4 separate regions of the Mus musculus genome follow, and all the other regions are linked to region 1. A link is a loop called in an ENCODE intact Hi-C map of the cell type or tissue named here. Cell type or tissue: left cerebral cortex. All regions are shown on one strand. Links, peaks and the distances in the headings refer to the core of each region. The heading gives the core; the rest is flanking DNA. Region 1 holds the start of Ythdc1 (YTH domain containing 1). Region 2 holds the start of Uba6 (ubiquitin-like modifier activating enzyme 6). Region 3 overlaps Gnrhr (gonadotropin releasing hormone receptor). Region 4 holds the start of Cenpc1 (centromere protein C1).

Region 1 (7,728 bases), core at 1,111-6,110:
ATACACGCTATATACACAGAAGCTTGTGTGTATGATGCATGAGAGTAAGTAAAACTCAGCTCTGTACTTTACAATGCTTATGCTGTTATTCATTAAAGTCGAACCACATAAATATTTAAGGAACAGAGGACACAATACTTTAAAAGATACCTACAAACAAGACAATCACACCCCTTGCCCTCCTGAAGCTTTCGATCTGGAAATGTAGACAATTACTTACAAAAGCAAAAATTCATACACATTTTGGGTTAACTATTCTTTGTAGACTATATCCTGTAGGGATTCAAATAAAATTCATGTAAAATGTTTATCAGAAAAGATGTGCATTTCTTCATCATAGAGAAAAATCCATGGAATACACAAGGTGCTGTTGTTTCCCAGTATTATTTTTAAAAAACTCACATTAACAGTCAACTTTTTGGACAAATCAACACAAAAATAGCAGGGAGCTGGTAGACTATCCAAGTATAGAGGATTAACTGAAACATTACAGGAATTGATGTTTATTACAAAGCCCAATAAATTAAGAATTCCTATGACTCTAAAATTCATTGTGATTAACACGCATAATTGCAACTTTCTTATTTTCTGAGACTTGTTTTTTAATCAAGAGTTTCCAAAAGTTATGAATTTATTAAAGGCTTAAGTTTTAGCATGATTAAGATTCCTTTTTATGGGACATTTCTCTTCTCCCATAAAAAGGAATCTTACCTGCTCCAGAACTCATTCTGTAAACCAAGCTGGCTTTGTACTCAAGAGATCTACTTGCCTCTGCCTCCTAAGTGCTGGGATTAAAGGCCTACATTGCCACCATTATGACTAAGATTCTTATAATCTTCGTACTTTCCTGTTAAACACATAACAAATGATACAAATTTCTCTTAACATTCTCACTTTTCTTTAAGTATTACTTATTCGGTTTTTTTGTTTTGGTTTTTTGTTTTTTCGAGACACGGTTTCTCTGTGTAGTCCTGACTTGTCCTGGAACTCACTCTGTAGACCAGGCTGGCCTCGAACTCGGAAATCTGCCTGCCTCTGCCTCCCAAGTGCTGGGATTAAAGGTACTTATTCGTTTTAATACTGACTTTCATAGGTGAGTGACAATGATCAAGTAACACTAAGCACTTCCAGTAGGTATTTACTAGCTGCTAGTATAGAGAAATAATCTTGATTTTAACTATAAAAAAGTCACTTGTACCAGAAAATTCAAATAAAGCACAATTAGAAAAATTAAGTTTTAAAAAACTATTTCCAAATATTCTAAGCATTGGTGACGAATGACATCACAACTCAATAATCGAGTTTTTGTGTTTAAAGTGCATCTTCAATATTAAGTCCACTTCTAAAAGCAAATGATCATTACTTCACTGTGCATTGTTGTATATTACTGATTTCTAAATTATCTTCACTTTAATAGAAACTATACTGACAACTGAATTTTAATCGCTTTTGTGTTTGGTTCATCTACCATGGCAGCCACCAAAACTACTAAGTCATAAATCTTATCCTGCCAATCAAAGGTTGAAAGGATCTTCAGGTTTTTTTTTTTTTTTTTACAACTGACTTTATATAATAAGATAGTCCTTTATTCACTATCAGAATTCTTCCTTCACAGTCCTTCAGAATGTCTCGAGGAACAGGTTTAGTTTCAGAATAAAAAATAAACTGCAATGTGTGCATCGAGAATTGCTTCAACTGGGCAGTGATGGCACATGCCTTGCACTCAGGAGGCAGAAGCAGGCAGATCTCTCAAGTTTGAGGCCAGCCTGTCTGCAAATCAAGTTCCAGAACAGGCAGGGCTACATGGAAACCATGTCCCTAAGGGGGGGGGGGGGGGGAGGATGCTTATGACAAAGACAGATCTTTAAACATATTCCCACTCAAGACAGACCAGAAAAGTGGAAAAAAGCTTTAATGACTGTTCAGCCCACTTAACAAATCTCCACCTCAAATTTAATGAGCCACAAGCAGAGATTTGTGAAATGCAGGGCAGCAAGTGTGCACTATTTTCTTCTAAGACTGTCGCGATAGTCCCAGAGCTGAGAACTCTCTCAAGACTGCATCCCATCTAGACGAGTATCTTCTATGGTCTGGATCCTATACTGGCATCTGTGGTCTCTATATAGTATTTCAGAAGAAATGACATTTTATCAACTAAAATGTTTTCTTTTTATCTTTCCAAGTCTCTCTAGCCTCCACCTACGTATTCCTCGCTGAATCTTTTGAGAACTCTGCACTATTCTGGGAGATCCGTTGCTAGGACTTTTGGAAGAAGGGGCATGGGTGTTTGTTTGTTTGTTTGTTTTTTTCCTAATATCTTTCTTTCCAAAGTAAATACTCGAGGAATAAAAGAAGCGATTCTTAGCTTATCCAAAAGATCAGTGAGAAGCTACTTACAGGTATTTCTCATGATTAATAATCCACCTGAATGAATTAAACTAGTCTACTCACTAGTCTAACAATGCTAACTGTGACGTTATTTTCGAAAAAAGTCAACCAAAAAGACGACAGTTCAGAAAAATACGCATTACATCCGCATAATCCGGCCAGGAAACGTGCCCGGGGGCAAGTTCCTCAAAGCAAGCCCTCTCCCAACCGCTCCCGGGAGTGACGAGAGAAGCAAAGCCCTGGTCGAGGTGGGAGCCGCCGCAGAGACGAGGACGCCGGGCCCAGCAGGCCAGGCCTCGCAAGGAGCGGGTCACGATGCGGCCGCCTGCTCTGCGCGAGGCCCTAACCTCCCGCCTCGCCCGCAGGCCGCGGCTCCTAGGTCCCCTCGCCCGGCCGCCCCGAGGCCCCGTCCTCCACACTCACCTTTCTCCTCCCGGCTGTCGGCCGCCATGGCTGCCCTCCGGCTTCCGCCGCCGCCACCGCCGCCGCCGGGACGCGAGTCGCGCGGGCGCCGCAGACGCGGCCGCAGGCGCACGAGTCCGTCCGTCAGTCCGTCCGGCGGGCCGCGCGCTTCGACCTGACCTGCTCCACTCAGCTTCCTACGCGCAACCCTTCCTCCCGTGCTCTGGTTCTCTTCCCGCCTGGCTCTCTGGCCTCGGTCGGCGCGGGCTTCAGCCTTCCTGTTGGGGTTCGGCCACCACAGAGACAAGGGGGAGGAGAGAGACACAGATGGCGACGCCGGGCGGCGCTAAAATGGAGCCTGCTTCCTGCGCGAAACAATCCCGCTCCCGAAATGCCTTGCGCTGTTTACGCTCTGTGCCTCTCGCGGAACGTCACAGTGCGGGGAACCGGGGCGGGGGCGGAGGCGGGGACGGGGACTGGAGCGAGAAGCGGGACGTAAGAGGGCGTGACTTCGGCACGTCGTCCCGCCCCGCGCGCAAACTTGACGTCCAGGGAACCGCCCTCGTTCCAGAGGATAATCGGTATTTAGGCTTCTCTGCTGTGCTTCCTACAGCTCAAGGATGCAGACATCTCACCAGAAACGTTTGGAAGGCCTTGAATGGTTAGTGTGAGACACCATCAGAAAGGGTGTTATGTCTTTCTTTGGTTTTACGAGACAGGGTTTCTCTGTGTGGCCCTGGCTGTCCTGGAACTCACTCTGTAGACCAGGCTGGCCTCGAACTCAGAAATCCGCCTGCCTATGCCTCCCAAGTGCTGAGATTAAAGGCATAAACCACCACTGCCCGGCTATGTCTTTTTTATATATTTAATTTTCTTTTATTTGATTAGTAGTGTCTACTACTTCTTTTTAAATATTGTTCTAGGACCAGGGGTTAAGAATAGCTTTATTGTTGGGTGGTATTTGGGCTCATCTTTAATCCCAGCACTGGAGAGGCAGAGGCAGAGGCAGAGGCAGGAGGATCCCTGTGAGTTCGAGGCCATCCTGGCATACAGATTGAGTTCCAAGACACCCATGGCTACACAGAAACCCTGCTTCAAAAATAAACAAACAAATGTGTTCTCCCTCAAAGGAAGTCTGAGTTTATCTTCTAGTTAAGGCAGCCAAGGTTTGAGTAAACAAATTGAAAGTTGTGCTGACGCCAGGAGTGGTGGTGCACACCTTGAAACCCAGCATTCTGAAAGCAGAGGCAGGGGAATCTCTGAGTTAGAGCCCAGCCTGGTCTATAGAGTGAACAGTACTGGGATAGCCAGGGCTACAGTGAAACCTTAGCTCAAAAGAAAAACAAACAAAAAAAAATGGAAAGGAAGAAAAAAGACAAAAGGGAAAAAGAAAATTGTGAACTTTATTAAAAAAAAAAAAAGCTAGCTAGAAAAGGGTGATGCATACCTTTAATCCTCCCATTAGGGAGGAGGCAAGCAGATATCTGAGTTCAAGAACAGCCTGGTCTACAAAGCAAGATCCAAGACAGCCAGGGCTACACAGAGAAACCTTGACTTGGAAAACAGAGAGAGAGACAGACAGACAGACAGACAGACAGTTGCTATAGTGATAAGACCCCTTTTTATGGAGAAAAGCTAGTACAGAGGCCCTCCTGTGGAGGTGAAGACTGATGGTAAAAGATAAGAGACAATAACAAATAAGCACTAATTGTCTTCGGAAAGCACATACAAAGACTTTATGAAGATCTGAGGGGCATTCCAGTAACCAGGAATGGAGGTGAATGAAGATCTGCGGGGCATTCCAGTAACCAGGAATGGAGGTGAATGAAGATCTGCGGGGCATTCCAGTAACCAGGAATGGAGGTGAATGAAGATCTGCGGGGCATTCCAGTAACCAGGAATGGAGGTGAATGAAGATCTGAGGGGCATTCGAGTAGCCAGGAATGGAGGTGAATGAAGATCTGCGGGGCATTCCAGTAACCAGGAATGGAGGTGAATGAAGATCTGCGGGGCATTCCAGTAACCAGGAATGGAGGTGAATGAGAAGACAAGTACTGAGATGATGTTTGACAAAAGTCACTGCCCACTGGTGGTGGCATCACATGCCTTTAATCCAAGCACTTGGGAAGCTGAAGCGCAGATCTCTTGGATTTTAGGCCTGCGTAGTCTAAAAGCAAGTTCCAGGACAGCCAGGGCTACACAGAAAAACCAAACCAAACAAACAGTAGTACGAGATCTTCAGGGAAAATAACTTGGAGTAAGCCTACTGAAAGGTAGGAAGTGAAAACACCCTGGATACTCCAAAGAACCATCCTATAGAATGTAAAAGCAAGTCTACACACGTAGACTTGTAGTTTGAGCTGCTTGTCAGAATCCCTTGGATGATAGTAGAAGACCAGCCAGTCACATTTACCACTTTTGGTTTTATTTCTTGGGAAAGCCTCACTTTCTCAAAAAGTATATTCTTGACTCTCTAGAATTCCATGACCCTCATGCGTCCACCTCACAAGAGCCGGTACATCCTAGCATACTGGGGTTTATAACACTTGGATAGAGAGAAACGATCACTTATTCTGTCTTTCCCATTCAAATTGTAACTTAGAGGTACCAAAATAAGTAACTGGTAATGCCAATGTGCCATAGTCAAAGAGCCATACAACTAAGACATCACCATTTTGCAATCACTAATGAAATAAACATCACTGCAACTAGCTATGTGTAATACATTATATGTACATATAGTAATTAAATAAAACTGGGTGTGGTGGCAGAGGCCTTTAATCCTAGCATGGAGGAGACAGAGGCAGGCAGATCTCTGAGGCCAGCATGGTCTACATAGTAAGTTTCAGGGCAGCTAGGGCTACACAGGGAAACCCAGTCTTAAATAAACAAAAGACAACAGTAGAAAATCAGATGCTAGGTGCCTCCTCGTATTAGGACTTCTATCTATGGTGACTCGTTGTATTGTCAATTTGACTAGACTCTGAATTATCTAGATTGGTGAGGCACACTTGGGTGTTGTAAGTTATGGTATCTGCTCAGAAGCCCCAAGACCAAATTCTCAACAAAAAGGAGATATTTACTTGCCTCAGAAGAGCAGAGGTTAAGAGATAGAGGATGTGGAAGAAGGAAAAGGGGACAAGAGAGAGGGTGCAGGGGTATTTGTCCTGGAAGAGAAAGGACTGCCTGTAGATAGAAAACAGATGTGGCTTATAGGCAAATGGCAATTTATAAAGGGAAAAGGGAAAATCCCATATTAGAATGAGGTGTTTCATTTTAATTGGGCATGTTAATTAGGTGAGATAAAGAAAGCTTTTGATTGCTGCTCTTCAATACTCATAGCTGGACTTTGGTAGTCAGCTTTAGGAGGAAGAAGTGGCCAAATAAGTAATTAGACCTTGGTGGCTAGTTTTAGGAATGTAATCTAATGGTTTTCAGCAAGACTAAAGAAATGGTATAAAAGGGCAAGGCCTGCCAGAGCCTCCCGCTCAAGTGGGATCGTGTCCCTTCAGGTATGTCTGAGGTGTTACATAACAGTAGTTTTCTCTGACAAAGTGTGGAATAGAGACTGAAGGAAAGGCCATTCAGAGACAGTCCCACCTGGGGATCCATCCCACATACAGTTACCAAACCCAGACACTATTGCTGATGATAAGAAGTGCTTACTGACAGGAGCCTGATATAGCTGTCTCCTGAGAGGCTGTGCCAGAGCCTTACCAATACAGATGTGGATCTTTGCAGCCAACCATGGAGCTGAGCAGTGGGACCCCAATGGAGGAGTTAGAGGAAAGACTGAAGTAGCTGAAGGGGTTTGCAACCCATAGGAAGAACAACAATATCAACTAACCAGATACCTCAGAGCTCTCAGGGACTAAACCACTAACCAAAGAATACACATGGAGGGGCCCATGGCTCTAGTTGCATATGTAGCAGAGGATAACTTTATCTGGCATCAATGGTAGGGAAGGCCCTTGGTCCTGTGAAAGCTCGATGCCCCACAGTAGGGAAATGCTAGGGTGTAAGATGTGAGTGGGTGGGGTAGGTGGAGGGGAGCACCCTCATAGAAGATGGAAGGAAGGGGGCATGGGATGGGGGCTTGTGAAGAGAAAAACAGGAAGGGGGGATAACATTTGAAATGTAAATAAATAAAATAACCAATAAAAATTAAAAAAAAAAACAATTTCCTCTGAGATTGAAACATTCCATCCTTCAGGGACAGAAACAGTAATCAGAAAGAGTAAACAATTCAAACTAACTCAGGAAGTCCCTGAAATTTACCACATTCTCTAGGGTCCTCTACCTGCCAGAGAAAACAATAAAAGGCATGCGTCACTCTCAGACAAGCCAGCCTTGCAAAGAAGACTCTGAGACCAGATAAGCTGCCTGAAAGAGATTTAGAACCACTGAGATACTTAGAACAGACATTCCTTTCCAAACTTTTGAGCTGCCTACAGGCTGGGCATTGTGTCCCAGGTTCCCAGCTTTTGTGAGCTGTCACCCATGCTTGGGAGGATTTTGGTGATATACCTGTCTTTGAGTCATTTCTGCTCCTATAAGTAATCTCAATAAAACTCATTGGTTCACCAACTTACTTTCTTTGGGCTGTCATGTGTTCCCTATCTGGGGATGAATAGACATCTCCCCAAGAAAAGTTGTATCAAATAACATGAGGGTATTTGAGACAATTTACTAAGAAGGAAAGTGACTCCTTCTATCTGAGTCCCCCATCTCACTGGCCGAGGCTGGAATGGAATAAAAGGAGGACAAAGAAGGTGGCTCTGGGTGCATATACCACACTTACTTCTGCTTCTTGTTCCCTCTGACATAACCTGCTCTACCGTACCCTCTCTAGCATGATGGACTGAACCTGAGAAACCAGCAGCCACAAATAGTTCCTCCATATGCATTGTTTTATTAGGAATTTGTGAGGCAATTAAA
Region 2 (7,728 bases), core at 1,125-6,124, 630 kb after region 1:
TTTGAGACAAAGGACCTAAATGGCACTGCCTAGGGTAGCTCTGGTGGTCCTTGAGTTCATTTTTCCAGCACCTTAGCTCTGTGGACTACAAATACCTGTGCAAGAAAGCCTCCATTGATCCAGTGACTACTGCACTTTCTGTAAGAGTTTAAACTACAGTTGAGTTTATGGGGGAATAGTCACTGTGGCTAAAATCTCAATCTCTTAAATAAGGACTGGGTATTGTTTCAGGGGGCTGCTCAATTGCCTCCCTTCCCCAGTCAGAACAGATAGATCCAGATGAAACGACAGCATATTACCCAGAAAAAAGATATGAAAATTTGAAGGCCCATTTAGGGATTTTCAGGGGTTTTGTCCTTATTAGTCAAAAGGTAAATGTGACAGTATAATTGTTACATTTTTCTCTGCCAACACTGTCACGTACACAATCAAACAATTAAAATGCCCTGAACGGGCTGGAAAGTGGCTCAGTGGTTGAGGGCACTTATTCCTGTTCCAGGAGACCTGGGTTAGTTCGGAGCATCTGCACCCACAGAGAGGTTCACAGCCAGCTAGAAATCCATTTTTCAAGGTATCCGATACAGCAGGAACACATGCAGTGTACATATATACATGCAGGCAAAATACACACATAAACTAAAAACCTGTTTTTTAGAATGTCCTTGAAACTGGTATTTAAGTTGCAAGCTTATGGCTATTGCTCTTCTTTTATTCTATAAACCATTTTAAAACTATTCCAAACACTGTGATCTTCAATTGCTGTAATCTGTGTAGGCTCTTACATAAACCCCCCTTTCTCAAGACTACAAAGTGCCCACAGATTTTGTATCTCTTATAAGGAAGGGCCCACTCTGGTTCTGGGAAAATTGGCTCTTGCTATGCCCTTATAGGACCAGAAGGATGACAGGGATCTCTAAGCTTTCATCTCTGAACAATGCAATCTTCAAATTCCATCACCATGAATATGGTTTCAACATCTGAATCTGGGTGATGTAAGCACATGCAGTCTGCAACATACATATTCCGATCCACAGCTCAAATCAGTGCATAACTATTAAGGTTTTAATAAAGACTTTTCCTTTACAAAAGAATTACCTCTGGGTTAAACAGTTAGCTTTCAACCAGTTCAAATTTTAGAACGTCCTTGGGAAAAGATCTTGCTCAAAATTCAGGAACATATGTATTAATGTGCTGACTTGACATTAGTAATCAATTTTTAATTGTGAAATGGGTGGTCCAGTCTCTCAGAACACCAGGCTAGGAACAACACTGAATTCTAGCCCTGGTTGTATGAAAAAAAATGATATGAATTTATTTGAGCCATTTAATCTCTGAGTCGTCTTCTGTAAGTCAAAGAAATTATATATTGAGCATCTTTACTGTGCTATTATTTAATAGTTCAGAAGTATGAAATAAGAGAAATAGACTTGGATATGTTCTGTTATTATAGAAACAATATGATTGTTGGTTATATATAATTTATAATGTAAACATTTTGATTTACAGAATTTGCACAGGCATATGTGTTTCAGGAAAATACACATCACAGTATTCACCTACAAAATTTGGTAATATCAGCTCATCGTAAATGTTTCCTGTTATCCTGGAATGGATTCTGAGGGGAATGGTTAGCAGAAAAACCTGTGGTATCTTAGTAAAATGTATGGATTTAAGTATCACACAAATATCAATTTCTAAGTCATGAAAAATGCACCCAAATACAAAATGGGCAAGTTATTTGAAGAATTCAGATAAATTCTCTATTATCTTTCTAAATTTTCTGTAAATCTGAAATTATTCAGAAACAAATGTTTGCAAGTAGAATGATTACATGCAGCGTTAGGATGCAGCTCAGCACAGACAGAGACAAGAAGACAAGAGACAGCTAACACCAGGGTTGAGAACGAATAGGAGTGGACATGACAGGCATTGAGCCATACTAGTAGTATTAGTATTTTACTTTTTTTAAATCTTTTTTTTTTTTTTTTTTTTTTTTAACAGTCCAGTCCCCCTCCAGGTCTGCCCTCTGGCAGTTCCTCATCCCATTCCTCCTCCTCCTCCTCCTCCTTTTCCCTCTTCGAGAGGATGCCCCTCCCCCACCCTTCCCCACCAGACCTCCTCACTCCCTGGGGCCTCAAGTCTCTCACTCAGACCAGACCTGGCAGTCCTCTGCTGTACATGTGTCAAGGGCCTCAAGCTAGTGTATGCTGCCTGGTTGGGAGCCACATTTTTTTTTTTTTTTTCAATCAAGCCATACAACAGGGACAGATAGTTTTTAAGTTAGAAAAGTTTCCCTTAAATCCATGGTCTCCTTGGACTAAGGAAATAAAAATTTATTTTCCCTAATAGCAGTAACAGATACAGAAAAAGTCAAGACACAAAGCTAGTAAAAAATATAAAAACATGCTTTAACATACAGCAAAGTTCCTCTGCCCGGAGAAGCTACTGTGTTCTCACTGATAATGCTGTGACTCTTTCATACAACTTCTCGTGCTGTGGTGACCACCAACCCTAAAATCATTTTTGTGATTTCAAGACAATTTTGAAGTAAAACCTGTTATACTTTACAGAACGCTGCCCTATGTCTATAATCAAACACGGATTTTTAAAATTGGGCTAGTGTTTCGTCAAACACATCACCAGTTAGAAAGATTCTTAATAGCTGGGCGTGGTGGCACACACTTAATCCCAGCACTTGGGAGGAAGAGGCAGAGGCAGGCAGATTTCTGAGTTCGAGGCCAGCCTGGTCTACAGAGTGAGCTCCAGGACAGCCAGGGCTGCACAAAGAAACCCTGTCTCGAAAAAAAACAACAACAAAGATTCTTAATTGTACTGTGTGTACACAATTGTTTTCTAAAAATGGTAAAATGAGAATGAATGAAAAAAAAGAATTAGATGAGAAATCGGCAATCAGAGAACTGGTAATATGAGTTACTGGCTGTATGTCTTTGATCATATCATTTGAGTTCCTTGTTTTTCCTCCCTTAAAATGAAAGTGCCAAATTTTACAGCTCTTTTTAGTCACTTGACTACAGAGATCAGTAATAGATGTTCAAAACAATTTAAATGGAATCTTTAAGTGGAATCCCAGCCTGGAAATGTCCTCTTTTTGTTGTTGTTGTTCAGAAAAGCGATCTCCTCAAGGCACTGTAACAGTTCTGGATTTGCAAGGCAACAGCATCTGGTAGCTGTCGAGCCCCCTGGAGCGGTACGCTCTCACAGCCGGAAGTGACGCGTTTTGGTTCCGCGTTTGCCCTCAGCGCTCAGCAGCCTTCACGTAGGCACTCCCCTCACCTGCAAGGAAGCGCGCCCCGTTGCCCCGCCCCAACCGGAAGTCAGGTGTCCCAGGGGCTGACTGGAAACCCTGTCCTGGGCGTACTTTTCCCCAGCTCCTCCCCCTGGTGACGTCGCCGCCCGCCCCTTGACCCTCGCGGCCCCGCCCCCTCGCCTGCCTCCCCGCCTCGCTGCAGTCAGTCTGTCGGAAGGCGATGGAGCGGTCCGAGCCGTTGGCTGTGCTTTCCTGTGAAGAGGCGTCCTGCTCCTCCTGGGGAGCCTGCGGGTGAGAGGCCTGGCCCGGGGCAGGCTGGGCGGGAAGGAGCGGAGGAACGCCGACGCGGGCTCCGTTCTCGCGTTCCGGCGGCTCGGAGCGCGCGGAGGCCACGGGGCCGCGCGGAGCCACAGGGAGCTAGCGAGGTGGCGAACGAGCGAGCGAGCCGGCGGGCGGTGGGTGTGGCGGCGTGGGCGCTGCCCTCGCTGCTCCAGCTCCGCTCCTCTGAGGAGACCGGCTCTTCCCGGGTCGGGTCCAGCATCCTTCCCTCAGGTCACTACTTCTGAGCGGCCAGTCATTCAGGAGAGGGTTGTGGCCCCTGTTGCTTGGCACACTTCCTTCAGCGCCACGGAGCACTATCCTCCTCCAGCCGTGCTCCTTAGGAAAACTGTTCTTGAGAGCTCAAGTCAGGATGAATCCGTTGCAGTGTGGACACCCCGAGAATCCTCTCTGTTTACTACGGGGGTGTTGGAGCGCGGGGCGGGGCCCAAGGTTCCTAGGATTATTTCCCGCTGAGGATCTTGGAGTTTTTCTTTCTCAGCCTGCAAAAATTCCGGGGTTGGGGTCCTGGTATACTCTCTCCAGTGTTTGCGTTAGTTCTCTTTTGGTCATCTTACAGTTAAGAAAGCCCCGCTTGTATCCTACCCAGTATATGACTATTACATACCAAATATAGAAGTGATGGATTTCTTACGTTACTAGCTTTACATTGCACATTGAGACATATACTTCAAGGACTGGATGGAAGTATTGTCTGCCCTGGCCAATGCTGCCAAAATCGACTTAAGAAATATTATTGAATACAAATATCTGCCCCTTAGTTGCTCTTACAGATGATTTGTTATTGTTGTTGTTGTTGTTGTTGTTGTTATTATTATTATTATTATTATTATATTGATTCTGAGGCTGGCTCCAAGTTTGCCAAAGATGGCTTCCTCCCTCCTCGTCTGAATTTCTGAGATTACAAGTATGTGCAATCAGGCGTGACTGTTTTTGAACATATTCTCGAAACAATCATTGAGACAGAGCTTTTTAAGTGTTGGCCATAGCCATTAAGCGGCTGAGCATAACCCCGTTCTCATTTTTAGTCAGAACTTTAATCCACCTAAGTCATTGTGTGTAACATAGAATAGCAAGTGCAATAAAGTGTGTAAAATAGAAACAAAATGATAGGATACTACAGGTTTATATATAGTTTTAGTATATGTTGTGTGAATATGCTGACTTTATTATATGAGGTGCTTACAGTGCAGTTAGTGTCTGGTTGCTCTAAAAATCTCAACAGCAAGCACTGCACATAGCAACAGTTAGTGAAATTAACTTCAACACATTTTAAAACTCTAAGGAAGATGATACCTAAGAAAACATACATTTTGTATGGAAGGACCTTGTCTAAGGGTTTCTATTCTTTTTTGGTTTTTCGAGACAGGGTTTCTCTGAATAGCCCTGGCTGTCCTGGAGCTCACTTTGTAGACCAGGCTGGCCTCCAACTCAGAAATCCGCCTGCCTCTGCCTCCCGAGTGCTGGGACTAAAGGCGTGCGCCACCACGCCCGGCTAAGGGTTTCTATTCTTGTACAAAACCATGACCAAGAAGCAAGTTGGGGAGGAAACGGTTTATTCAGCTTACGCTTCTCATATTGCTGTTGATCACCAAAGGAAGTCAGGACTGGAATTCAAGCAGGTCAGGAAGCAGGAGCTGATGCAGAGGCCATGGAGGGATGTTCCTTACTGGCCTGCTTCCCCTGGCTTGCTCAGCCTGCTCTCTTATAGAACCCAAGACTACCAGCCCAGGGATGGCACCACCCACTAGGGGCCCTCCCCCTTTGATCACCAACTGAGAAAATGACCCATAGCTGGATCTCATGGAGGCACTTCCCCAACTGAAGCTCCTTTCTCTGTGATAACTCTAGCCTGTGTCAAGTTGACACACAAAACCAGCCAGTACAGACCTTTAGTAACTTGGGAATCTTGTTTCATGCACAATTGAATTTCACATTATAGAGTATGAATAATTAAAACCCATATTTGCTGTTTAATAGTTTGGGTTTTTTTCCCCCCTAGTGCAAGTAAAAATTTACCTACCATGACAACAGAATCTTTGGAAATCGATGATGGATTATACAGGTAAGAACTTCAGAGACTAAAACCCACCTTTTATAATGGTTAGTATAGAATCTCATAGTCTTTTTTGATGGCTATACCTGTGAAGAATTTCATATGGATATCCTACAAGTTCTTTTAAATTAAAATTGAGATTTTTGTGGGATTTTCTCACGTTATATATAGTATGAAAGTTTTAGCATGTAATTTTACTCTCTAATAAGAAAGTAAATGTCTTGAGTTTAGAAAATAGGTTTTACTACTATTCTTGATAGTGTAGGGGTTTCTTCGGTTATGCAGTCAAGTTTAGAGGAAAATTATTTTAGTGAATTCTCAAGAAAATACAATATAGATAGTAGAGAAATTCATGACAGTTATAATTTGGATGAACTCTAATGAGTTTTTTTTTAAAGTGAGATATACCTTGAATAGGAAGAGTCTTCTATTCATTTATTTAAAGGTCCCTTATTGGTGGTACTTTTGAGGAAATATAGAAACTTAAGTAGGTAGAGCCTAGAGAGAGGAAGAAAAGATCACCTACGGTGAGCTTCGAAAGGTTAGCCCTGGCCATTAGTTCCTTAGTGTCTCTGCTGCTGGCTATGAGTCACTGTGGTACATTTTCCACCTGTATGAGACCAAGCAACCATAAATGAACTCTAAAACTGTGACCCAAATACATCTCTTTTTTTTTTCCTTTTTCTATCCAGTATTTTGTCTTAGAAATGAGAAAAATAATTAGTACATCATTTTACACTGAAAGTGATCCTAAAGCAATAGAATTTTCTTAATTGTGATTGTGGTTGTTAATTTGGTTTGTTTTAAAGTTAGTTAAGACTCTCCTCTGGATAGTATTGAGAGTACTGGAATCTGTGCTATTATATTAACTGTTTGTCTTAGTCAGGGTTTCTATTCCTGCACAAACATCATGACCAAGAAGCAAGTTGGGGAGGAAAGGGTTTATTCAGTTTACATTTCCATATTGCTGTTCATCACCAAGGAAGTCAGGACTGGAACTCAAGCAGGTCAGGAAGCAGGAGCTGATGCAGAAGCCATGGAGGGATGTGCCTTACTGGCTGGCTTCCCCTGGCTTGCTCAGCCTGCTCTCTTATAGAACCAAGATTACTGTCCCAGGAATGGTCCCACCCACAAGGGGCCTTTTCCCCTTGATCACTAATTGAGAAAATGCCTTACAGTTGGATCTCAGAGGCATTTCCTCAACTGAAGCTCCTTTTTCTGTGATAACTCCAGCTGTGTAAGTTGACACAAAACTAGCCAGTATACTGTTCAAAGTCGATTCACTGATACTCCTAACTTAATAAGTTTGAGAGTCTGAGAATTTAGTGACTCTTCGAGACTTCTGGAAGACTAAGATATATAGCGATGCTGAATCTGCTGCTCCTTGCATCTTAAGACCATATAACAAAGAAGAATGAACTCAGATTAAGTTCTCAGCTTCAGGTGTATATAACCAAATCTCTGCGGATTAGAGAAATGGTTCAGTGACTGAAGGTGCTTGTCACCAAGCCTGACAACCTGAGTTAGTCCCACATGATGGGAGGAAAACACCGACTCTGTAGACATTGCCCTTGGACTTTTCCATACAAACTTGTATACTACAGCAGTATTCAAACATACATACACTAAAATATTTTTAGCAACCAACTTCAGGGAAATTAGTATGCTAGAGTAGAGTTTCCATATATTGGACACCTATATTGGGAAGATCTGGAAGGTTTATCTACCAATACTTTAAGAAACACGTTTACGAGGGGAGCATGAACGTCTATGAAGAGCTCTGTCAGGTCTCTACATGCCAAATGGTACAGTGGGAAATGCTGTCATTTGACTGGGAACTGGGTTGCAATGAGACCTGGGGGTGGAAGGGTCAGGATCCTGCAGGCAGCGTCTGACAGGGCTATACTCAGAGCGGTGAAGATGAAGCTTAAGCTCTAGTCAGTTATCTGGATTGATGGAGAAGCCAGTACATGAAAAAAATGTATGTTCAAGAAAGGTGCAGTCAGTACTTAGAGCCAACAAGAGAGAGACTAACTATGTAGTTCCAGCTGGTAAGGGCAGGGCT
Region 3 (5,000 bases), core at 1-5,000, 610 kb after region 1:
TGTGAAGAATTATGCTAAATGCCTTTATATGGAATACTTCGTGAATGTTCCCAACAACGATATAAATTATGTATATTGTTCTTAGTTTTCACATGAAGAAATTGAGCCCATGAGTACTAGATGAGATGCCCAGGGTATTCTGATGAGTAGAAATTTTAATATAATACAATTAATTCTATAGGCAAGGTATAAATTACACTACTCCATTTGTTCAGATGGCTATTTACCTATCCACATCTAGGAATCCAATTACTATTGGACATAGTTAAAAAATAAGCATAAAAATTACATTCTTTTGGCATGTGCATGGAAATCTTTACCCATATGATATAGAAATAAATATATAAAGAAGACATACATTTAGTGCTGTGTGTGTGTCTGTCTGTGTGTGTGTGTGTCTGTGTGTGTGTGTGTGTGTGTGTGTGTGTCTGTGTGTGTGTCTGTGTGTGTGCAATTTCAGGGATGAGCCTGTACTTGGTACTAGATACAAACAGGAGACTCACCCCTTAGAAAGACTAATTCTCCTTCTCTCTGTTGTTAATTGTCTGTGGTTCTTTGTTTAAGAGTGGGAGCTATGAGCTCTCCCCCTTCCAAATTAATGTGTCTATTGATATCATTTTCAGGCCTTTTTTATGCATCTCTGTCGTTAAGGTATCATGGGTGTAGTGAACCTATCATTTCCAGGAGACAAACTCCCACAACAGACTTCTTGGTCCTTCTTCCCACCCCACCCCCACCCCCCGCAGGATAACATCAAAACTTTACTGACCTTTCAAACCACAAATTGCTAATTAAGCGTCAGGATTAAAATAGTCCGTACTCTGGTTAAGACTTAGCACTCAGAACCAGAGATCTAGGGTTTGGCTGTGAAAACCCTCTGCAAGCCTCGACACACGTACACCGTCCTCTTTGTTAGTACCTGCAGTTTGTCCCAGGCACTTCCCTGTACTCTAATTTCTCTGCTTAAAGAAACCCAAACATGACATGGTGGCATACCTGTAGTCTCAGCACATGAGAGACGGAAATTTAAGAGGTTAAAGGTCGCCATTGATAATACCTCTATCCAAAGCCAAACCAAAAATAGAATTCCATGTAGCTCAGGGCTCTGCACAGGTTATTGTCCCATTAAATGTCCACTCTGTAGACAATAAGCACACAGTGAGGCCTGGCACCAGACTTGATATCCTAAGGGCCAGGGATCTGTGAATGGTGCCCACAGCACTTGTAGTCAGAGCATTTAATTACTACACTCCAGCACAGTAGGCAAAGTCTAGCCCACAGGAAGGAAAACTTAAAGTTACAAATGTATATAAGGGGAAAAAGTATACAGTTTGTATTTATGGATGTATGACTATGTACTTATGGGTACAAAGAAAAGTGTGCCTCAAATGTTCATAATAACTATGATTGGGCTCCAGCTAGCGTTAGCTTCATAAGCACTAGTCCAGGGGCTTTGCAGGAAACAACTCCATCGTCATGACAATGCCACCAGAAAGAGTCTATTATGAATTCTACTATATAGCTGAAGAAACTGAAGTTTAAAAAAAAAAAAAAACACTAAAAAAACTAAAAAACTAAACCCACATTTAGGGAAATTTAAGCTGTGAGCTGTAGTTGGTTTGGTAAACTGCAGATAGAAGATCATATTCTAAGAACAAATTCATCTCTTCAATTGCCTCCAAAAACAAGAAACAGAATGTTCTGGATTATAGCAAAATGAAACAAACACTGATAAGACTGTGAGTCATGGAGAAGGGAAAAAAAAAATAAACAGAAACTGAAGACAGGATCCAAGGACAAAGGAACCGCTGAGAGAGAAGTGGGTCTCTGTGTTAATCACCGGAATGAACACAGTGCGGGGGTGGAGGAGATCAAACCAAGGCTAAAAGAAATGAAATTTACAGGTAATATTTGAATCTCCATATACCTTCCTGAACTTCTAGTGTAAAAATAATTAGTCTGTATGTATTATGATTATTACATTAAATCCATATTATCCACTTATTACATTCCCAGACGTGGACAAAATATCATATTCAAGAAGAAGTAAGTATCTTCAGTTGCTTGTGAGGAAGGGAAACCTTGGGTTCTTGATTGTGGTAAAACAGAGACTGACAGAAACAAGAATAAGAGAGAAAAATATATATTGATCTGCTTTAAAACTGCGGCTTAAATCAAGCCAAGGCAAAAAGGCCTATGAGATAACAATCAACTCCGATTATAACGTAGGGGAAAATCAACCTGGATCTTAGGATAAAAGTAGCTGACTCCTTTGGGGCTGCTGGTTTGGGGATGATGGTATGATCCTTTGCTGCCCTCTAGTGGATTAATTTAAACTTTATTGTCCGCTTGACAAAAGATCTGAAATTGAAATGTCAATGTTGTAAGTACAAATATAAGATACAAATTGTTTCTCTATTCCACAAAGAAAAAGCATTTTTCATAATCCTTTTTGTAAAAAGCACACTCCACTTCTACCCCATAACCTTCCAGAGTAAAGAAATCCAGAACGAACTGCAAAGAAAACTAAAATATCTTATTCAATGGAAAAAATATAGCATATTAGCCACCATTTGATTATATCAAAAGCATTTGTTCAAATTTACTTGCTATAGATTTTTTTAATGTGTTTCTTCTCTTCTTTGTATCTGCACAATGTTACCAAAGGATGCTTGAAAATGACAAACATTTTTTAAAATGTGCTTTATGGGTCAAAAAAAAAAAAAAAAAGAATGCATGTCTACTAGAATTTTGATTTTTGTTTTGTTTTGTTTTGTTTTTTGGGACTCGGTTTTATTTGTGTGCGGTATGCTCATGGAGGCCACAAGAGGGCACTAGATCCCCTGAAGCTACAGCTTAGGGCAGTTGTAAGCTGGGAACTTCAGCACTGTTAAGTATCCAACACTCCAACCCTGGAGTTCATTTTCGAATATGACTTACAACGTTTTCATGAATGTATTCAAGCTGGGTTTTTTTTTTTTTAATTTAAAATAAAGACATCATTTTAAAAGAGGATTTCACACTCAGAGCAAGGTTGCAAGGGCTTGACGATTTCTTGGCTACCTTTAACCTATATGTCACCAAGTATTAACATTTTCTGTGCTATTCTGTCCTACTGCTGTAAAAAGACACTGTGACCAAGGCAACTCTTTAAAAAGGAAGTGCTGGGCTGGGGCTTGCTTGCAGTTTTCGAGAGCAGGTCTATGATCTTCTCGGTGGAAAGCGCGTAGGCGTCATTCTGGAACAGGAGCTGAGAGTTTGTCTGTAGTCAGCAGGCAAAGATTTGGGGAAGGACTAGGCCTGCAGTGGGCTTTCGAAACCTCATAGTCCACCCTCAACAATGCACTTCCTCCAGCAAGACCGCATCCCTCCGTCCTTGCAAACAGTCTACCCGGGAGTAGGGTTGCAAATAGAAGCGCCTGTGAGGGCCATTCTCATGCAAACCACCACAGCTGTCGCCGCTCTTCAATGGTTGCGAGTTGTTTAAAAGTTGGGGATATGGTATTTCTTTACCAAGTGTTGACGACGAGATCTCATACACCCCCACAACAGGGGTATTAAAATGAGGAATTAGCCCCTAGAAGGTACTATCATCTAATCTATATGCCCAATTCAAATTTCATCTGTCGTCCTAATTGGTTTCCTGCTCTTGAAAAAAAAAATTGTACTTAAATAACTTTTAAATAATGTATTTTGATCGTGTTTCCCCCTCCCCCAATCCTCCCAGACCTTCCCCAATTTCTGATCTTTTTAACAAAAGGAAACACAAGGCTAAACGGTGGTTTCTATGCCATTACCGAAGTCCCTTTCCCTGGAACTGTTCCTGTCTCCTTCCATGTTTTATAAGAGTGATACTTTTGAAGACAATGGGCCATTTGCAAATTGCTCCCCACTTTAGGTTTATCTATACTATAGCTTAAGTAAGCACACTGAAGATGTAATGTTGGTTTCATCTCAATGCATTGTCTAAGGAGACAAATGATGTCAACTTGTCCTCTGATGGTAATTACATGGTTATTTCTCCATTATAAAGTTGTCTTACTCTTTATGATGAGTAAGTGTCTAGGAGGTGATACTTTGATATTTTCTCAATGTCCTATTCTCAAAATTTCACTGATTATTTTTTGCCAATTATTGATGATTTTTGCTGAAGCCGGTATTACAGTGATTGGCAAACAACTCCACTGTATTTATTCCCTTTACTTTATAAGCATCCTATATTAAAGAAAAGCTTTTAGTTATGCCCATTTTTGTTTTGTATAATTTACATCCACGTGGGTTCATGGATTCTTGCTTTGTTTGATAGTTTATCACTACTTTTTGTTTGTTGGTTTTTAAACAGAGTCTTGCTGTGTGGCTGTGGCTGGCTTGGAACATATGAATCCTGAGGTCTGCTTGCTGGAATTGGAGGACTGTGCCACCAAGTCCTGTTTTTTATCATTACTTTTGATTAGTTTCTTTCTTGTTGTTTGATTATTAAACTGTCTCGGATTTCTCCAGCTGGATTTTAGTCTCTCCTTCACACCCAAGTCTTCTCTAGACAGTTCTGGACACTTGCAAGGCCATCTGAAGAACATACTGTATTTTGTCTGCCTCAGGCTTTGGTCCATCCACTCCAGCAAGCACTAGATTCTTTTGGTAAAAGAAGGAATTTGGAAACCAAGCTTCAACCCGCCCTCTAGTGCAGAACTGAAATAAATATAAACATATAAATACACAGACACAGTCACAAATAGGCTCTTACCTACTCTTACTGCTGTATAGTCTCCCATCATTCACTCAGCCACTGTTCTGTAAAAGGTCATGTCGATTATTCTGACACTTCTTGGTTCCCAATAACGCGCCATCAGCGAAGGATCTCCTGCACAATTCTTTCCACGTAATGGTTTTATGGACGTATGTTGAAAGTAAATCTCTGGGTATAGGATTGATGATGAATAAATGCTGTCTTAGAATTGTCCAGAGGAATAGAATCAATAAAATGTATCTAGAACTCTAAG
Region 4 (7,728 bases), core at 1,350-6,349, 740 kb after region 1:
ATATAATCGTGTTGCCAGGCATGGTGATACTTGCCTTTACTCTCAGCACTTGGGATGCAGTGGCAGGTAAATTTCTCAGTTCAGACCAGTCTGGCCTATAAATGTATTCCTGGACAGCCAGAGATTTTGTCTTGAAAAGCATATAAATAAATAAATAAATAACATGTATAAATATATAAAACAATATATAATATATAAATGTTTCACTGATATAAAATATGTTAATATATTGCATATAAATATGAAACATAAAAATAAATATATATGTGCATGTGTGTGTGGTGTGTATGCATGCATATGTGTTTACAACACATAACTGGGGGGAAAAACAGCTTTAATTTTATCCATAAGTTGGAATATTTGAATGAATTACAAGTCACACAGTCTCAGTTCCAGTCAGTTTTTATTGACTCTGGTAGGATGAAAGTATTTTCAGTAGAGAAAATGGAAATGGTTGTAATAGGATCCCAGGGATTCCTAGGTACTCATTGTAGGGTTTCTTCCCTTGCCCTTTACCCTGTAATTATTGACACAGTGAGCCTTTTTAAAAAAATCAAAACATGCTTTCCTGAAGTATTTGGGTCAGGAAAAAAAAAGAGGAAGAATCACTGTTTAAGAATTTAATTTGCTAGCCTTAGCATTTTAAGTATTGAATGAAGAATTACTCTTAGCTGCTAAGAGCTCCTCTTAGCTATACGTTCCTACTATTTTAGAATGTATCTTGTTATATATGTAGAATAATATGGGAGGTTATGGATCTCCCTTTCCCCCTTTTGAAGACAGGGTCTCATTATGCAACTTGATTGACTTGGAACGTACTTTGTAAGCCAGGGTGGTGGCCTTGCACTCCAGAAGATCTATCTGCCTGCCTGTGCTGAGATCAAAGATGTACACCGCCACACCCAGCTGAGCTTGTGGTTCTTGATTGACAACTGGTCGTGGAGCACCTAGATTAGTAAAGAACACTCCCGGATATGTCTATGAGGACATTTACAGGGAAGCTTAACTAAGAGGGGACGACTCCCTCGCACATACCAAGGAGCCAGGATGGAATAAAAGGGGGTGTGGCTGCTCCCTGGCTTCTGTGGTTTGTGTGTCTGCTGCCATATCCCCTCTGTTATCATGAACTGACACTTCTGAAACCGGGAGCAAAATAAAACCCTTCCCGTTACGTTGTTTCCTCAAGTGCTTGGTTACACTGTTGAAAAGTCTAACCCAGAGGGCAAATAGATCCAGAACACCAGTTCCCAAATCAGGACAATCGCAAGCTACAGTTAGCTTTAACAGAAACTAAGAATTCAGAATGATAGATACTTTGGGGCTAGAATAATAGTTATGTTATTGTATGAGTCAAATTTTTAGAAAATATATTTTTACCACTACAAACCCAACATATACAAGATTCAAGTCTTTATTGTTCCTTTGAGATCATTCAGTTGGTCCTGCTGGAGGAAACCGTGGATTGAAGCTTCACTGTTTCACAGCCATTTCCCCTGTTCCCAGAGTGAGGCTCTTATCTGTAGAAGCAGGCAGAAGAGAAGCACAATCATTTCTTACTGCTGCCTTTGCTTTTTTTCCTCCCAAAGAAAGGGCAGGGATGAGTCATAGGTGTCTGACTTTTCCATGGTAACAGGGTGGGAGGGTACAGTGTCTGGTCACTAGCTTCATGGATGCTGACAACTTAGCCAGGGGGCATCAGTTAGTGTTAGGTATGAGGTGGTCAGCCTTGGTGTGGCCTAGCATTCACGGAGCCTTCCGTGAGGTGGCAGTTTTGTAACTCCGGTGACTTCCTGATTGCATTTCCTTTATGTTCTTTAGAGGCCAACATTATTATCAGGTTCCTAATTTTTCGATTTGCCTCAGAACTGCTTTAGTGTTTTAGTGTAGCTTTAATTGCACTGTTTTTGTTGTTGTTGTTGTTGATTTTTTTTGACCCTGGTCCTCTAAACCTGCCCCAGAGCCACTGTTTTACCATTCCTTCCAAGATTGTCTAAGCTGTTAAATGCTGGATGGCGCATGGGCTTTAATAGGAATGACTGATTACAGTCTTTTTAATAATTCCTTCATTGGCTATAGAATTATTGAAATTTTATTGTAACACCAGAAGTGTCCCATAATGAGATTACATTTTGCTCTTCTCAACGTATTTTTCAATATAATAAAATTTCCCCTAATCCAGCTACAATTTCTGCCCCATAAGGTTGCTGGCATTTTTTTCTTTGTGTTTTCTCTCTTTAACACGCTTTTATTTTTATGTACTACCTGTGAGATAAAGTTTGGCATTTTATCATTTATGGTTTCCTAGGGTCATTTTTTTTTTAAATTTATTGGATATTTTCTTTATTTACATTTCAAATGTTATAACCCCTTTCCTCGTTTCCCCTCCGAAAACCCTCTAGGGTCATTTTGAATGAACAAGTATCTGCAGATGATCCAAATTTAGGACATAGTGTGCCATTTTGCCTGTAACACTATCAGGGAAATCTGGAAGTCATTTATGCGCAAGGCAAGGGTAACCACACACGCAGTTATTGTTGCCTTCACAGAATCAGAGATTATGCTCTGTGTGTGGCCGTTGCTATAAGCTAGGCAGGTAAAGTGCTCCACCAGGCTGGTTTTCATGATGTGCAGGGGTGGGGTTGAGGGGTGGAGTGAGAGTTTCAGGTCCCAGCACACTTTCCCCTTTATGCCTTTCTGGGCTGTGAACTTGATGAGGGTCTTAGAAATCAGATGCGTTCGGCCTGGTGGGCTCTGCTCTCCTCTCCTCATTCCCTGTGGGATGTTAGCATTTTGACGACAAAAAGCCCCACTGGCTGTCCTGTTTGATCATCCTCAGTATTTCTTCTGATGATACCTTTCTGGAAGTTCCACTTGGACTTTCTCGAGCTTCATCCTCTGTGGGGAGCGGGGCAGAATATTTTCAACTATTCCAGGTTGGGCAGCATCAGCACAATTCGAAGGAAGGTGGAAGGCGATCAACTTGCAAGTCATCCTGGATGCCATCACCTACCTGAGAGGTCACACCCTGTGTATTAGGGCTGGTCTCTCTGTGTCTTGAGCAGCTGAGAGACTCAAACCCTCATTGCCAACTTTGTTTATTCTCCTGGACAGCAACAGCTTCCTGATGCTTGTTGGTTCCAAAGGCACCAAAGCAAAAACCCCCATGTTTACTCTGAACGTTTTGATGTGATTCTCTAGAGTCGATTCACTCTCAACTGCTTTTTCAGCAAACAGCGTCTGCATGTTGAGCAACTCAAGCATCTTGCCCTTTCATTTTGGTCACAGGTCTTGTTCAAAATTCCCACAAAGTGTCGTGTTGCAACCGAGGACAACCGTCTCAAAATGATTTTCAACGCAGGAGAAAGTCTCCGTTTCAGCCGCCAGGGTCGGCTGACTCCTCTTGGAGATTTATCGAGTCGTAGCTGTTGTACAGTTTGCCTGGACTCTGTAGCTTCCCATTGGAGAATATGATAAATAAGTAAGTTTGCAGCACCTCTGCTGCCCTCTGGCGGATCTGACTGGCGAGCCGGGCAAGCGTCGCTGCAATCATGAGCACATTCAGCTCATATGGAGCCCCATCATTCTAAAATAATCTACACTAAAAAGAGATTTATTCACTTTATAGGTATGATTGTTTTGTCTGCTTGCCTGCGAGGACATCACGTGCGTGCTTTTTGCTAGCTGAGGCCGGAATAGGTGTCAGATCCCCTGGAACTGGAGCTACAAACGGTTGAGTTGCTTTGTGGGTGCTGGGAATCGAACTTTGCTCCTTTAAAAGTGCAGCAAGCGCTCTTGACCACTGAGCCATCGCTCCATCCCTGCAGACTCTCTCTCTTTTCTTTCCTTCCTTCTGTATGTATGTATGTATGTATGTATGTATGTATTTATGGCATTCTGTCTCCTAAGGAAATAGAGCAGCTACAGGCTGCGACCTAGAGTCACGTGGACAGGACAAAATACACATCGGTGTATTTTCCTTGTTTTCCAATTGGGGTCATTACCTTAATTTTCGCATAAGACAGAAGCAGTCACTTTCTCTTAAAAACATTATGTTCGTTCTACTGATATGCATATATAATTTATGCCTTTGCTTCATAAATAATTTTTAAATACTTGAAAAAAGAATAGCATTACTATTTTCAGAGATACTGTATAGATGGGCGGGTTGCAGCTGACGAATCTGCGTAGTGTACTCTGCTCAAAACGCCAGCAATTTCTACCTGTAATCCTTTTTAAGTATTACCTATTAATCCGTAGTAGAACTGCTGGGATGTATTATACATTTATCTCAAGGAGCACAGGTGGTGCTCAACACCTGCTTTCTAAATACGAGCAGTCATAGACGCAACAAACTGTCTGAAGAAAGTAGAACAGGAGAGTCCACACAAAGCCCGGACAAGTCGACCGGCGAGGGGAGTGGCGAAGGGTGAGAGGCGTGGCGACCGGCGAGGGGAGTGGCGAAGGGTGAGAGGCGTGGCGACTGGTGAAAGGCGTGGCGACGGGTGAGAGGCGGGGCGATGAGTGGGAGGTTGAGACGCGGGCGGAAGAGCAAGGCGCGCTGGGCAGGAGGGCGGGGCGAACTGAGAAAGGCGGGTTGATAGGTGAGTAACAGGCGAATGGGCGGGAACAAGAGCCGGAGTCTTTAAAAAACGCCAATTAACGGCCGGCTAAGCTAGGCTTGTGCGCAGGCGTGGCTCGTTTGACTTTTATTCATTTATTTTTCTTGGTGGCTGCTGTTTATTTACGGCTGAGTGTTAAGTGCGGGTCGCGCAGCTCTGGGGACGCCTCCGTCCGCAATCTTACTCTAACCCTCCTGGAACCCTGGCCGGCTTGGGTTTCCCTCTCAGGCCTCCGTTTGACCTAGTGGGCCGGAACCATGGCCTCGTTCCATCTGGTAAGTGCGGGTCTGGATCGGGCCTGCGCGATGCGTCGCTCGCCCTGTGCTGGACCGGGTGCATATCCGGCTTGTCGGGGTGGGGTGGGGTGAGGCTTGTGAGGGGTGCGGAGGCTTGTGAGGGGTGCGGAGGGATCGGGTAGCGGGTGCCTAGTCCCGCCTGTCTGGGTGGGGTGGGGCTTGTCTGGGGTGGCTTAAAAGCTGCACAGGTAACAAATCAGGTGTGCTGGTGTACTGGTAGTGGAAGTAACTGGACTGTTACTGGTTCACGTCGTAAGCTCATCCATCCGTGCCTGCTCCCCCCCCCCCCCCCCGGAAGAGATTCCTTCATTTCTACATTTCAGCCTTTTCCCGTTTTTCAGTCTTCCAAATACTCATGACTATTGTACAAGCCAGTCTTGATGGTCTGGAAAACCTCGAGTATTAATTTCGAAATACTATTTTATGTGAAGAGTCTAATATTTATGGGACACCTGTTAATGATAAAGCTTTATACAAGGCAATCATATTTTAAAAGGTGCCAGCTTTGAATGTTTGATGTGGGCCACGACTTGCCACTTTATGTCTCTTGACACACTTGATATTCATTCCAAGTTTTGTATGATTACTATGCCCTATTTCCTCCCTAACTCAGCAGTTCAATTTATCTTTGAAAGAAAACCTTCGTTGATGGTTTCTATCATGTAGTTGTGTGTGTGTTTATGCATGCTTAACATGTATGAAAAGACAGTTTAGTCGAGCATCGAACTTTTTATACAGAAGAATAACAAGAACCAAGGCGAGATACATCCACCGAGTTACAGTGACACAAAACATAAGGAATGTATACATCAAAAGAAGGCAGGGACCAGGCCACTGCCACTAAGAAGGGAGCCTGGTGTAATGCTAGTCTATTTATTGTTAAGCCCACCACTAGGGGTTCTTAGTAAATGCCTGATTATGTTGTTTCTTTTGGACCTAGTGAAGAAACCTGTCTCGGGGATTCCCTAACTCTTTCATGGTAAACCCACCTATTCCCTAGGCCAGTGTGAATTAGAAGTAAATTTGAATGTTACTGAATAGATAACCTTCTTACTGAATTCCAAGTTTGTCGGCTTCAAGGATTTTTTGGGATGTCGGAACACTGGCGAAGGCTTAGTTATGTCAGAATTCAATCTTTAAAGGCACTTATAATAAAATAATACTAAAAGAGAACACATGGATCCATACACCAGACTAACGTGGGGATAGGGTATGAGTATATGGGTTATGAGAATGCCAAGATACCAGGAGGTTGGGATTCCTTGAAACTCTTTGCCTTGTGAGTGCTTCCAGGCCTCTCGGAGTGTGTGTAGCACCTCCTGATTCATTCTATCCTCTACTCTTAGACAAGAGTCCCTGAGCTCTGTCTGATATTTGACTGTGATCTCTGAGTTTGTTTCCATCTGTTGCTGGATGAAGCTTCTCAGGAGACAGTTATAGTAGGTTCTATTGGCAAGCATAGCAGAGTATTAATAATAGTGTCAGAGATTGGCTCTCTTGAATGGGGTGGATCTCAAGTTGGGCCAGTCATTGGTAAGCTGTTTCCTCAATTTCTGCTCCATCGCTCTATCTTTATCTCTGTACATCTTGTGTATGTAGGCAGGGCTAATTTCAGGTTTTGTGAATGGGTTGGTATCCTTATCATTCCACTAGGGGTCCTGTCTGATAGGATGTGGCCACTTCAGTTTCCATATACCCTACTGCTAGGAGTTTCAGCTAGGGTCACCCCCATAGACTCCAGGGAGTGTTGTGTGCCCCACCCCACCCCAGTTCTCTAGCTAGCCCCAGAGATGCCCCCCACCAGTTTCTGTTCACTTTCCCAGCCAACCCTATGCATCCTCCACTCTTCCCACACCCAATCCCCATTTCTGTTCTCCTCCCCTCTCCCACCCAGTTCCCTGCCTCCATCCATCTCTATATTATTTTCCCTTTTGAGTGAGTCATGCATCTTCCCTTGGGCACTCTTTATTACTTAGTTTCTTTGGTCTGTGGATTGTAGCATGTTTATTTTGTACTTTATGGCTAATATTCATTTATGAGTACATACCATGCTTGTCTTTCTGGGTCTAGGTTACCTCACTTAAGATATTTTCTAGTTCCATCCATTTTCCTGTAAATTTCATTATGTCTTTGTTTTTAGTAGCTGAGTGGTATTCCATTGTGTAGATGTACAACATTTTCATTATCCATTCTTCAGTTGAGGGACATTGAGGTTGTTGCCAGTTTCTGGCTATTATGAGTAAAGCTGCTATGAATGTAGTTGAGCAAGTGTCCTTGTGGTATGATGGGGGCATCATTTGGTATATGCCCAGGAGTGGCATATATAGCTGGGTCTTGGAGTAGAACTATTCTCAGTTTTCTGAGAAACTAACACATTGATTTCCAGAGTGGTTGTAATAGTTTTGCATGCCCACCAGCAATGGAATTCTTCTTTTTCCACATCCTCGCCAGCATATGCTATTTCTCATTTCTTTTCTTTTCTTTTTCTTTTCTTTTCTTTTCTTTCTTTTTTTTTCTTTTTTCTTTTTCTTTTTCTTTTTCTTTTTTTTTTTTTTTTTTTTTTGAGATAGGGTTTCTCTGTATAGCGCTGGCTGTCCTGGAACTCACTTTGTAGACCAGGCTGGCCTCGAACTCAGAAATCCATCTGCCTCTTCCTCCTGAGTGCTGGGATTAAAGGCGTGCACCACCACACCCGGCTTCGTGTGCTATTTCTTGAGTTTTTTATTTTAGCCATCGATGGGTGTAAGATGGAATCTCAGAGTCGTTTTGATTTGCATTTCCATGATGATTAACGACATTGAACATTTCCTTAA

The links. Peaks named below come from ENCODE experiments on the same cell type or tissue, not always from the same donor. Only the 100,000 strongest peaks of a DNase experiment are listed, where the experiment ranks them.
Region 2: a loop joins it to region 1, with 9 times the contacts of the local background. A loop is called at or near these places in 20 of 42 quality-filtered maps.
Region 3: a loop joins it to region 1, with 2.3 times the contacts of the local background. A loop is called at or near these places in 22 of 42 quality-filtered maps.
Region 4: it touches region 1 in a loop (3-fold over the local background); 14 of 42 quality-filtered maps call a loop at or near these places.

Annotation. Positions count from the first base shown.
Region 1 is chr5:86,799,675-86,807,402 of GRCm38, reverse strand. Ythdc1 (YTH domain containing 1) reads right to left here and starts at 3,137. Exons shown (of 17, transcript NM_001347375.1): 1 at 2,812-3,137. The coding sequence starts at 2,839. In left cerebral cortex, for the core only: no CTCF peak of the experiment used is centred there; DNase peaks (open chromatin) are centred at 2,177 and 3,214; H3K4me3 peaks cover 2,183 bases; H3K27ac peaks cover 1,804 bases.
Region 2 is chr5:86,168,499-86,176,226 of GRCm38, reverse strand. Uba6 (ubiquitin-like modifier activating enzyme 6) reads left to right here and starts at 3,484. Exons shown (of 33, transcript NM_172712.2): 1 at 3,484-3,559; 2 at 5,610-5,672. The coding sequence starts at 3,489. In left cerebral cortex, for the core only: no CTCF peak of the experiment used is centred there; DNase peaks (open chromatin) are centred at 2,708, 3,310 and 3,972; H3K4me3 peaks cover 2,121 bases; H3K27ac peaks cover 1,449 bases.
Region 3 is chr5:86,188,820-86,193,819 of GRCm38, reverse strand. The region is part of intron 1 of Gnrhr (gonadotropin releasing hormone receptor); the gene reads left to right. Among named protein-coding and RNA genes, the nearest start is that of Gnrhr, 6.6 kb to the left of the region's middle. In left cerebral cortex, for the core only: CTCF peaks have their summits at 2,318 (motif pointing left) and 2,839 (motif pointing right); DNase peaks (open chromatin) are centred at 2,300, 2,849 and 3,219.
Region 4 is chr5:86,062,494-86,070,221 of GRCm38, reverse strand. It overlaps Cenpc1 (centromere protein C1), which reads left to right and starts at 4,639. Exons shown (of 19, transcript NM_007683.4): 1 at 4,639-4,894. The coding sequence starts at 4,877. In left cerebral cortex, for the core only: CTCF peaks have their summits at 3,512 (motif pointing left) and 5,814; DNase peaks (open chromatin) are centred at 3,504 and 4,550; H3K4me3 peaks cover 2,856 bases; H3K27ac peaks cover 1,029 bases.